Linked DNA regions of Homo sapiens: all the other regions are linked to region 2. A link is a contact called in ENCODE Hi-C or POLR2A ChIA-PET data. All regions are on one chromosome and are shown on one strand. Each heading gives the region's core, a stretch centred on a gene start or an enhancer-like site at or near the end of the contact. The rest is flanking DNA. Distances are from core to core; before and after follow the strand shown.

What was found. Hi-C counts contacts between places; a loop is a spot of excess contacts on that map. ChIA-PET counts read pairs that join two places held with the same protein, here RNA polymerase II (POLR2A). Pooled maps may share reads with other maps.
Region 1: a loop to region 2 is called in a map of naive thymus-derived CD4-positive, alpha-beta T cell, with 3 times the contacts of the local background. The contact joins two enhancer-like sites. A Hi-C loop is called at or near these places in 1 of 168 maps with a recorded cell type or tissue (naive thymus-derived CD4-positive, alpha-beta T cell) and 6 of 50 pooled maps. POLR2A ChIA-PET finds 5 or more read pairs at or near these places in 1 of 52 experiments (activated CD4-positive, alpha-beta T cell).
Region 3: a map of naive thymus-derived CD4-positive, alpha-beta T cell shows a loop between it and region 2 (5-fold over the local background). The contact joins the promoter of S1PR1 here to the enhancer-like site in region 2. A Hi-C loop is called at or near these places in 2 of 168 maps with a recorded cell type or tissue (CD4-positive, alpha-beta T cell and naive thymus-derived CD4-positive, alpha-beta T cell) and 8 of 50 pooled maps. POLR2A ChIA-PET finds 5 or more read pairs at or near these places in 2 of 52 experiments (T-cell and activated naive CD4-positive, alpha-beta T cell).

The regions. Positions count from the first base shown.
Region 1 is chr1:101,111,277-101,113,976 of GRCh38, reverse strand. No RefSeq gene overlaps it. Among named protein-coding and RNA genes, the nearest start is that of DPH5-DT, 87 kb to the right of the region's middle. Within about 2 kb of position 1,421, at least 14 of the 41 ENCODE cell types and tissues checked have a DNase peak (open chromatin) inside an H3K27ac peak, as active enhancers do.
Region 2 is chr1:100,438,981-100,441,722 of GRCh38, reverse strand. It overlaps CDC14A (cell division cycle 14A), which reads right to left. Exons shown (of 16, transcript NM_003672.4): 6 at 1,725-1,791. Among named protein-coding and RNA genes, the nearest start is that of CDC14A, 88 kb to the right of the region's middle. Within about 2 kb of position 1,387, at least 7 of the 41 ENCODE cell types and tissues checked have a DNase peak (open chromatin) inside an H3K27ac peak, as active enhancers do; they include CD4-positive, alpha-beta T cell, where a contact is called at or near this core.
Region 3 is chr1:101,235,769-101,238,468 of GRCh38, reverse strand. It overlaps S1PR1 (sphingosine-1-phosphate receptor 1), which reads right to left and starts at 1,450. Exons shown (of 2, transcript NM_001400.5): 1 at 1,370-1,450. S1PR1-DT (S1PR1 divergent transcript) reads left to right here and starts at 1,941. Exons shown (of 2, transcript NR_104626.1): 1 at 1,941-2,144; 2 at 2,588-2,700. RefSeq lists an enhancer at 2,271-2,360.

The DNA.
Region 1 (2,700 bases), core at 172-2,671, 670 kb before region 2:
TTTTATGATTGCCATTCTAACTTGTGTGAGATGATATCTCATTGTGGTTGTGATTTGCATTTCTCTGATGACCAGTGATGATGAGCATTTGTTCATGTGTCTGGTGGCTGCATAAATGTCTTCTTTTGAGAAGTGTCTGTTCATATCCTTCGCCCACTTTTTGATGGGGTTATTTGATTTTTTTTTCTTGTAAATTTGTTTAAGTTCTTTGTAGATTCTGGATATTAGCCCTTTGTCAGATGGGTAGGTTGCAAAAATTTTCTCCCATTCTGTAGGTTGGCTGTTCACTCTGATGGTAGTTTCTTTTGCTGTGCAGAAGGTCTTTAGTTTAATTAGATCCCATTTGTCAATTTTGGCTTTTGTTGCCATTGCTTTTGGTGTTTTAGTCATGAAGTCCTTGCCCATGCCTATGTCCTGAATGGTATTGCCAAGGTTTTCTTCTAGGGTTTTTATGGTTTTAGGTCTGACATTGAAGTCTTTAATCCATCTCAAATTAATTTTTGTATAAGGTGTAAGGAAGGGATGCAATTTCAGCTTTCTACATATAGCTAACCAGTTTTCCCAGCACCGTTTATTAAATAGGGAATCCTTTCCCCATTTCTTGTTTTTGTCAGGTTTGTCAAAGATCAGATAGTTGTAGATGTGTGGTGTTATTTCTGAGGCCTCTGTTCTGTTCCATTGGTCTATAGCTCTGCTTTGGTACCAGTACCATGCTGTTTTGGTTACTCTAGCCTTTTAGTATAGTTTGAAGTCAGGTAGCATGAAGCCTCCAGCTTTGTTCTTTTTGCTTAGGATTGTCTTGGCAATGTGAGCTCTTTTTTGGTTCCATATGAACTTTAAAGTAGTTTTTTTCCAATTCTGTGAAGAAAGTCATTGGTAAATACATATATGTATGAATATATGATATACATATATGTAAATACAAATATATAAATGTATGTGTGTATACATATGGGAAGAAGGAAAGACAGCTAATTTGTTACTGGATAGTTCACTGTACTCTTTGTATTGTTACAACAGACATTCATTACTTTTGTGTTTTTAAGTTCATTTTAGCATTTAAAAAAAAAAGCTGTGGAAGAAAATAAGTGAGAGAGGAAAGAAAAGGTCCAAAGACATTCAGCACAAATCTAAGAGTTAGAGTGGAAAAGAGGACTGAAAGATATTTGCGAGTTAACAACAGTAAAGAGAAGAGTGCATAGATAGTTGGTGTTGAAGACTTTAAAAAAGACTGATAAAATGATTACCTGAAAGTGGCCAATGAGGTTGGGAGATGGGCAAGCTTTGATTAAGCAGTTTGTTGAGAGCAGGGCCAGATTGCATTTGCTGAAGCATGAAATTAAAATGAGGCCACAGAAGCAGCAGTGCAGTTAGTTACCAAGGAAAGAGTTTGAGGCAAAGGGAAACAGAGCACACTTGTAATCTAAGTCTGGAGAGCTAGTGTTCTGATAAAGATTAAAAATGCAGAAGGAAAAGGGTGTAACTGTGCTGCTTCATCAGATATATTTAAATTTATTTTAAAAAGGAATCAATACTGTATGCACATTTATATTTGATTTCAAAAACAAATGTGCTTTTGCCAACAGTTACATTTGATTACAAAGAATTACATTTGGGGGCTCTTACAACTAATTTTTAATTCCCAACTTTGCCATTTTCAGACAAAAACAGGAACCGGAAAGAAGTGGCTGGGCAGGCTGTCTGTGGTGTGACGCACGCTGCTGGCCCAGACAGCTGTAGTAGATGTTGTCTTGGTTCTCATGAAATGCAGTCTTCTAACGTTGGATCAAACACCCTTGATTGTTCAAAGTGACCGAAAGTGTTAGAATAAACCACAACAACTAAATCCGTTGGCAGTAGTGTAACTCCACCCAAAGGTGGGTTCTAACATACTACAAGTGAACACTATAGTTACATGTATTGTACACCTCTTTGGTACAGAAGTTAGACTATTTTTATGCAAGTTGTTTGCACACACACACACAAGAGAAAAATGTGTCATTTTAACATATATCTGATTATGCATTTAGGGATAATGCAAGACAATGTTTAGTTGTTAAACAGTTTCCTTCCTCATTATCCATCAGAAACATATCAACAGTGGCATGTGGTTAGAAAATGTTTGTTAACATTAAATTGTGATTGTTAACATTAGCCTAAAAAGGGCAAAACTATGGGATATCCTTCCTAGGAGAGATGGCAGAGCAGGAAGGCAGAAAATACATTGTAAACCTGCACGTGACTTTAGATTATCTGTGAAACTACATTTAGATTATTTGTCATTATACATAATGCTAGCAGAAGGCTGACTATATTTAACACAAAGTTACCCTATCAAAATACCTTCCCAAAATAGATCAACCTTACTTTGCCATGTTGAATTACAAGACTATAGAAATTACAAGCTGTTGCCATAGCCCTTTTGGTATTCATGGAACTATAAGAAAATGTATCCCCAAAATAAACTGTCTAAATTTCATAATGGGCATCTTCTATGGTAGTCTTACCTTTGGTTGGAGTTTAGAGTATGTAACAGTATAAAGAAATAAGGTTGGAAAAGATAGGATAGGGCGGGTTACGGAGAGCCTCGGATGAAGTATTTAATATTCTTGGTTTGTCAGGCACTCGGTGTTACCTTTATGACTGCATTTCCCTTTGCTTTGTTACTATTGGGCCAGTGTTCAATTGACATATTTATTT
Region 2 (2,742 bases), core at 138-2,637:
GGTTTAAACAACCCCTACAGAATAAGCAGAACAAATTATTTAAATTAGTCCATTCTAAAAAAAAAAAAAAAACTGAGTTCATCCATATGCACCTTTCCAGACAAAAAAGTGAGAAAAATATACAAACTCTCTGAAGGATTCACTTTTTTTTCCTCTGTATTTTCAAAGGGTTTGCTTATATCCATGTATAGTAGTTCACATAACATGGAATATAAACTATACTTATGACAATGCCAATACATTAAAATCAGAGAAATGTGCTCCCTAAAAAGGCAAAAATGTGGCCATACTCTGTATAGGTTCTTGGAATGGTACTACTCGTTGCCACACAAAAATAGCCCAGAATATGGTGCCTTATGTAAGAGAATGAACTTACAGGAAATGTCTCAGGTGCTTAAAGACATGCTGCACAATCTATCAGATCCTCCAAAATCTCATTTGTCTTTGAGTTAACCCCAACATTTGATGAAACAAGTTTACATACCTTTCCTCTACAACAGGAAGGATGCCACAACTTTCTATACTGAGTTACTAATTACCATAATTACAGGCAGCGATATTCCAGTGTGAACTTTCTAAATTTTTTAAGTGTTATAAAACAAATGGCCTGTAGCAGATGGTAGAAAAGGCAAAATAATAATAGTGACGATAAATAAATTATTTTTTCCCTCAGGCATATTTTCCAAATGCTATAATCAACTGTTATATGTTGGGTAACGTCTCCATAGAAGCTCTTAACTGGCATTACTGGAAATGCACCTTGGTAATATTGTTGCAAGAGTGGGCTAGAGTATCTCTGTAGTTGTTTAAGTAGAAAGAAAAAGATTTGAAAACCATTTTAAAGTTTGATAGGGTTTAAATTCATTTTAAATTAAATAGAAACAACCATGTATAAAACAGGTAGCACATTTATCACACCAATTTTCTCAACTCAAAACACAGCAAAAATCAGTTTTATATTACATCCAAGAAATGAACTAGAATTGCTACTGATAATATATTTATAGTCCATGTGACATTATTATATATGTCCTATGATCAATAGGTTATGTAATATGTACATTCCTGACTGATAATAAACCATAGTTATATGTTCGAGATTATGTACTTTGAGCCCTCATTAGAATTTACAGTATAGCTTATATAACTTCTCAGATTGTGAATTTATGTTTCTAAAACATGTTCCGAGAGCTCTCAGAAATCTTCTAGTTTAACTTCTCCATTATATACAGAAATAATTAAATAACTATGACTTGGTTCTCAAACTTTGGAGTGCATCAAATCACCTGGAGAGGTTGTTCAAATACAGACCGCAGGGCTCCACCCCCAGAGTTTTTGTTTTAGTGGGTCTGGGGTGGGACCAAGCAGCAGAGGAGCACAGTGGCTTAGATAACTTCCTGACTCTCCCACACCAAGATCAAGCCTGATAATGAAGCTAAGCATGTGACAAAGCAATGTCACAGGCACTGCAGCTGATAGTGGTGATAAATCTGCCCTGGAACACAAATAGTTTAAACGACAAAGAAAGGCCCCTGCCACTCCCTCCTCCCAGTTTTTCCTGGTGTTTGTATTTTACAAATCAATCATCCTTCAAGAAGTGAAAAGCCTTCTACTTACTGGCTCCCCTTTCTTCCCTCCAATAACAAATAAGGATGTTGAGATTATTCCTTTCTCATATTTTTTTAAACTACTGTGTCAACTACAGCAAGGAGAATTGTTATTACCTTTCTGATTCCCTGCAAACAGTCGAGAATGGTGAGATTGTAAGTGCAATTTCCAAAGGAAGCATCCCTATAAACATAAATAAACTCAACATTAAAAACTTGCATTTAGAACATTCAAATAATAAAATATAACACCAAAGTCAGCTGGAGATGTGCTTGTTTGGCTTCACAGCTATCAACATGGTAAACTTATATAATACATTAGATCCTACTAATTAACTACCACACTTAACTGAAGCACTTCTGAAATTGCTTTAATCCAAGAGGCTGATTTAAGAGCCTGCGTTCCTGAGTCCGACTGCCTTAGTTCCACTTCCAATTCAACCAGGTACTGCACAGGAACTTAAGCAAGTTATTTTACCTCTATGCTGAATCTTGGTCTCCTCATCTGTGAAATGAAGTTAATGATAGCAGCTATCACTCATAGGACTGTTGTCAGATTATGTTTTTTAAAATATGTAAAGTCCTTCATATAGTGGCTGGTACATAGGAAGCACTTCATAAATATTATGACTATTCTTATTATTAACAGTGAATTGAACTGTTTGATTAAGTAAAACATTCATCATTGCAAGAGGTATTCTGGCAGAGGAATAACCTCCTGTCAGGAATATGATAAAAACAAGCTTAAAAGATAGGAGAGACAATGTATGTAGGCCAACAGAACCTAGCAGGTGTTTTCATGGATTAAATGCCATCCTTCCCCTACAAAAAAGAAAAGAAAAGAAAGAAAACAGGAAAATGTAGTCAGGCTTCCAAACAATCTCCTCTGAGCCACTGGGAGCCACGAGAGCTTCTAATGCACCATGAAGTACTCCTTCAAAAGGAGTGGGAACCTACCGTGGTGAAAATTGAGTGCTTCATACTTTATTTAAGTTTTTAGAGCAATTTAGCAGACCTGCTTTAGGCAACATAAAACTAAAGTATCAAGTTCAGGTCAGTTAAGCAAGAACTGGCACCAGAGCTTTAACACTACAGTGTTCCAAGGTGTCCGAGGTAGGAAACTTGACCTCAAGGC
Region 3 (2,700 bases), core at 201-2,700, 800 kb before region 2:
TTTAACTCCACTCCTGCCCTCTCACCACCCCACACCCCCTCACCCCCGGATTTCCAGCCATGAGATTCTCTGAAGCAGTCACCAGCTTAGCTGCACGCTCAATACCAGCCCACGTCTCTCCTCGGAAAAGACTCAACTGCCAGTCTGAGGGCGAAGACACACACCTCTGTCCCCCATGCCCACCCCCAGCCCCCCAGTTCAAAGATACTAGCACCACCTCCTAATTGCCATGTGCCATGCAAGAAATCAGATTTGCAGGAAAATCATTTGAAAGCGTAAGCCATTTGGGGGCTCTATTAATAACTCTCTAGGAGCAGGTGTGCTTAGGGTCCGAGGGCGCAGTGAGGTGTGGGCAGCCAGGCCCGCCCCGCCTTGCTGTAAACAGGAAAGCTTAGCGCCTCCGTGAAGCGACTGCCTTTTCTTTCTTCTTCTTATTCTCCCCGCCTCCCCCCGCGCCCCCCCACCCCACCCCCCACCCCAAGCCAGGGCAAGTAAATTTAAAGGTATTCAGTTAAAACCATTCATAACAGATTGCAGCAAATCCCAGAAGTTTCGTACATTAGTTGATTGCATAAATATTTTTTGCTTTGTTTAGTTTAGCCAAAACATACACAAAAGAGAGAAATCAAACTACTCATGACAGCCATAATACATGCTACCACATTTCTAATTTCGATTGCAAAACTACTCTTCAGAAACTCACATTAAACTGCTCCCTGGTGCATTGCTAAATTTGCGTGGGCAGTTTTATTTACTGCAGTCCCCCAACACGTTGACTCCTCTCCTAGGACTAGAAAGTTACAAAGAAACTTTCTAAGACGGCACTGGTCAGCAGAAGTCTACTTCTAAGTTGCTTAAATATTTCAAGGTAATGCAGCAATGCAATAAAATGAGGTAATAGAGATGAGAACAATCCCAGCAACTCCGCGAACAGCAGAGGCTGCTCAAGCCAAGAAGCTCCGCATTTTCCCCCAACTAATTTTATACCCTGCTCCTGGGCAGTACTAATTTAAGCCATTACCCACGCTCCACACCACCCACCATATTCTTTGTCTATAGGATTTCCAAAATTTAACGCCTTCCCTCCTATTCCTCCGACCAACTGCAATTTTCACTGCCCCTACACCCGTAGGTTCCACAGTTGGGAATTAACCTTTTTTCTGAACTCCATAAATCACAAGTGCCCAAGAACAATCTGATCGAGATGGGCTCCTTAGTAGCCCAGAGATGCAAATTTTCAGCGCCCGGAGATGCATGTTTTCTAAGTTTTTGTTTGCCTCGTTCGACTTAAAAATTCGTTTCTGACACCTAAGCCCTACCACAACCGGGCTCCCCGCGCCCGCGACCCCCGCCATTCGCCGCCCCCTACCTCGCTCAAGCAGGGCGAAGTTGCGTTCGGAGAGCCCGGGATCTGTACGGCTCGCTTCGCATCTTGCTGCTGCCCCCGACTGACTGCGTAGTGCTCTCGCAAACTTACTCGAGTCGGGGTCCCCTCCCTCCGCAGCGGAGCACTCCAATGGCCAGTCCCGCTCGCCGCGGCCAGTTCCCTGCCTGCTACGCGAAGTCACCCAGCGCCGCGCCAAGGCTGGGTGGTTTCTTCAGGAAGAGGCTGGGAGGGGTTAATGCCTTAACCCCCCACGCCCTCTGTCAGCTGGGGGCCCCCGGATCTGAACTGCTGAGACGCACTGTCCAGGAAAGATCTGGGGCAGAAGCAAAAAAAAAAAAAAAAAAAAAAAAAAGAACCCCTCCTCCCCAAACAACAAATGAAAGAAAAAAAGAGAGAGAGAGAAGGGGCGGAGCCCGGTAACCCCTGGATTCTACTGTATAAATCACTGCCCTCGCCCAGATAGACGCTGATCCCTGGCTGTGGAGAGGATTCTCCCGAGCCCCTGAAAAAAAAAAAAGGTGGAGAGACTTTGAAAACTTTTCTCTCGAAAAGTCTGAGGAGGCAGAGGACGGCCCGGAGTCTCGTAGCGCACCGCCCTGGTCCCACACCCCCCGCAGCCCTAGGAGGATCGGTGTGCTGAGCTTGTGGCCAGGAGCTCCCCGAGCCACTTTCGCGCGAGCAGCAGAAAACCTGAGCCGCGGCCCGGCGAGTGTCGGCGGCGCTCTGGGGAGGAGAGGCTGGGAAGGGGCTGCGAGAGGTACGGAGGAGACAAGCAGCCCGGGAGGGAGAATGAACCGGGAGGTTCCTGTACTCCCCCCGCCACCCCAGATCCTCGTGCTACTCGCAACTGCGGTCTGAGGGGCAGTGGCTTTCCCAGAGTGCACAGAGAAATGAACCAGCGCCGGTTTTGGTGTTGGGCGAGGGGTTTCCCTCAGCTGAGCACAAAGTCAGGCTGTGTGTCCCAGATTCTGGCCAATGGAGAGGTCGTTGAGGGGGTGGGCTGCTGCTGAGTCCTGAGAGATTCAAAACGCCTGGGCAGCTCAGGAATTTCCAAAGGGGGAGATTCTCGGCCAGGAGCTGCGGAGCAACTGCAGCTGCCCAGCAGGAGCCGGCACCCTTCTCTCACATTCTGCTTGGGAGTCGACTCAGAGGCCTCAAATCTCATTACTAGCACTTTGCCCACCCTTTTCTTTTGCTTAGATGCTACTTAAGAACGTGAGGCTGAGAGGCGGACTTGGTCAGATCTGCCTGCGTGACAAGCTCAGGACAGGACGCTTCTGCCCTTGCATTACTGTTGTAAAAGTTTCCACCCA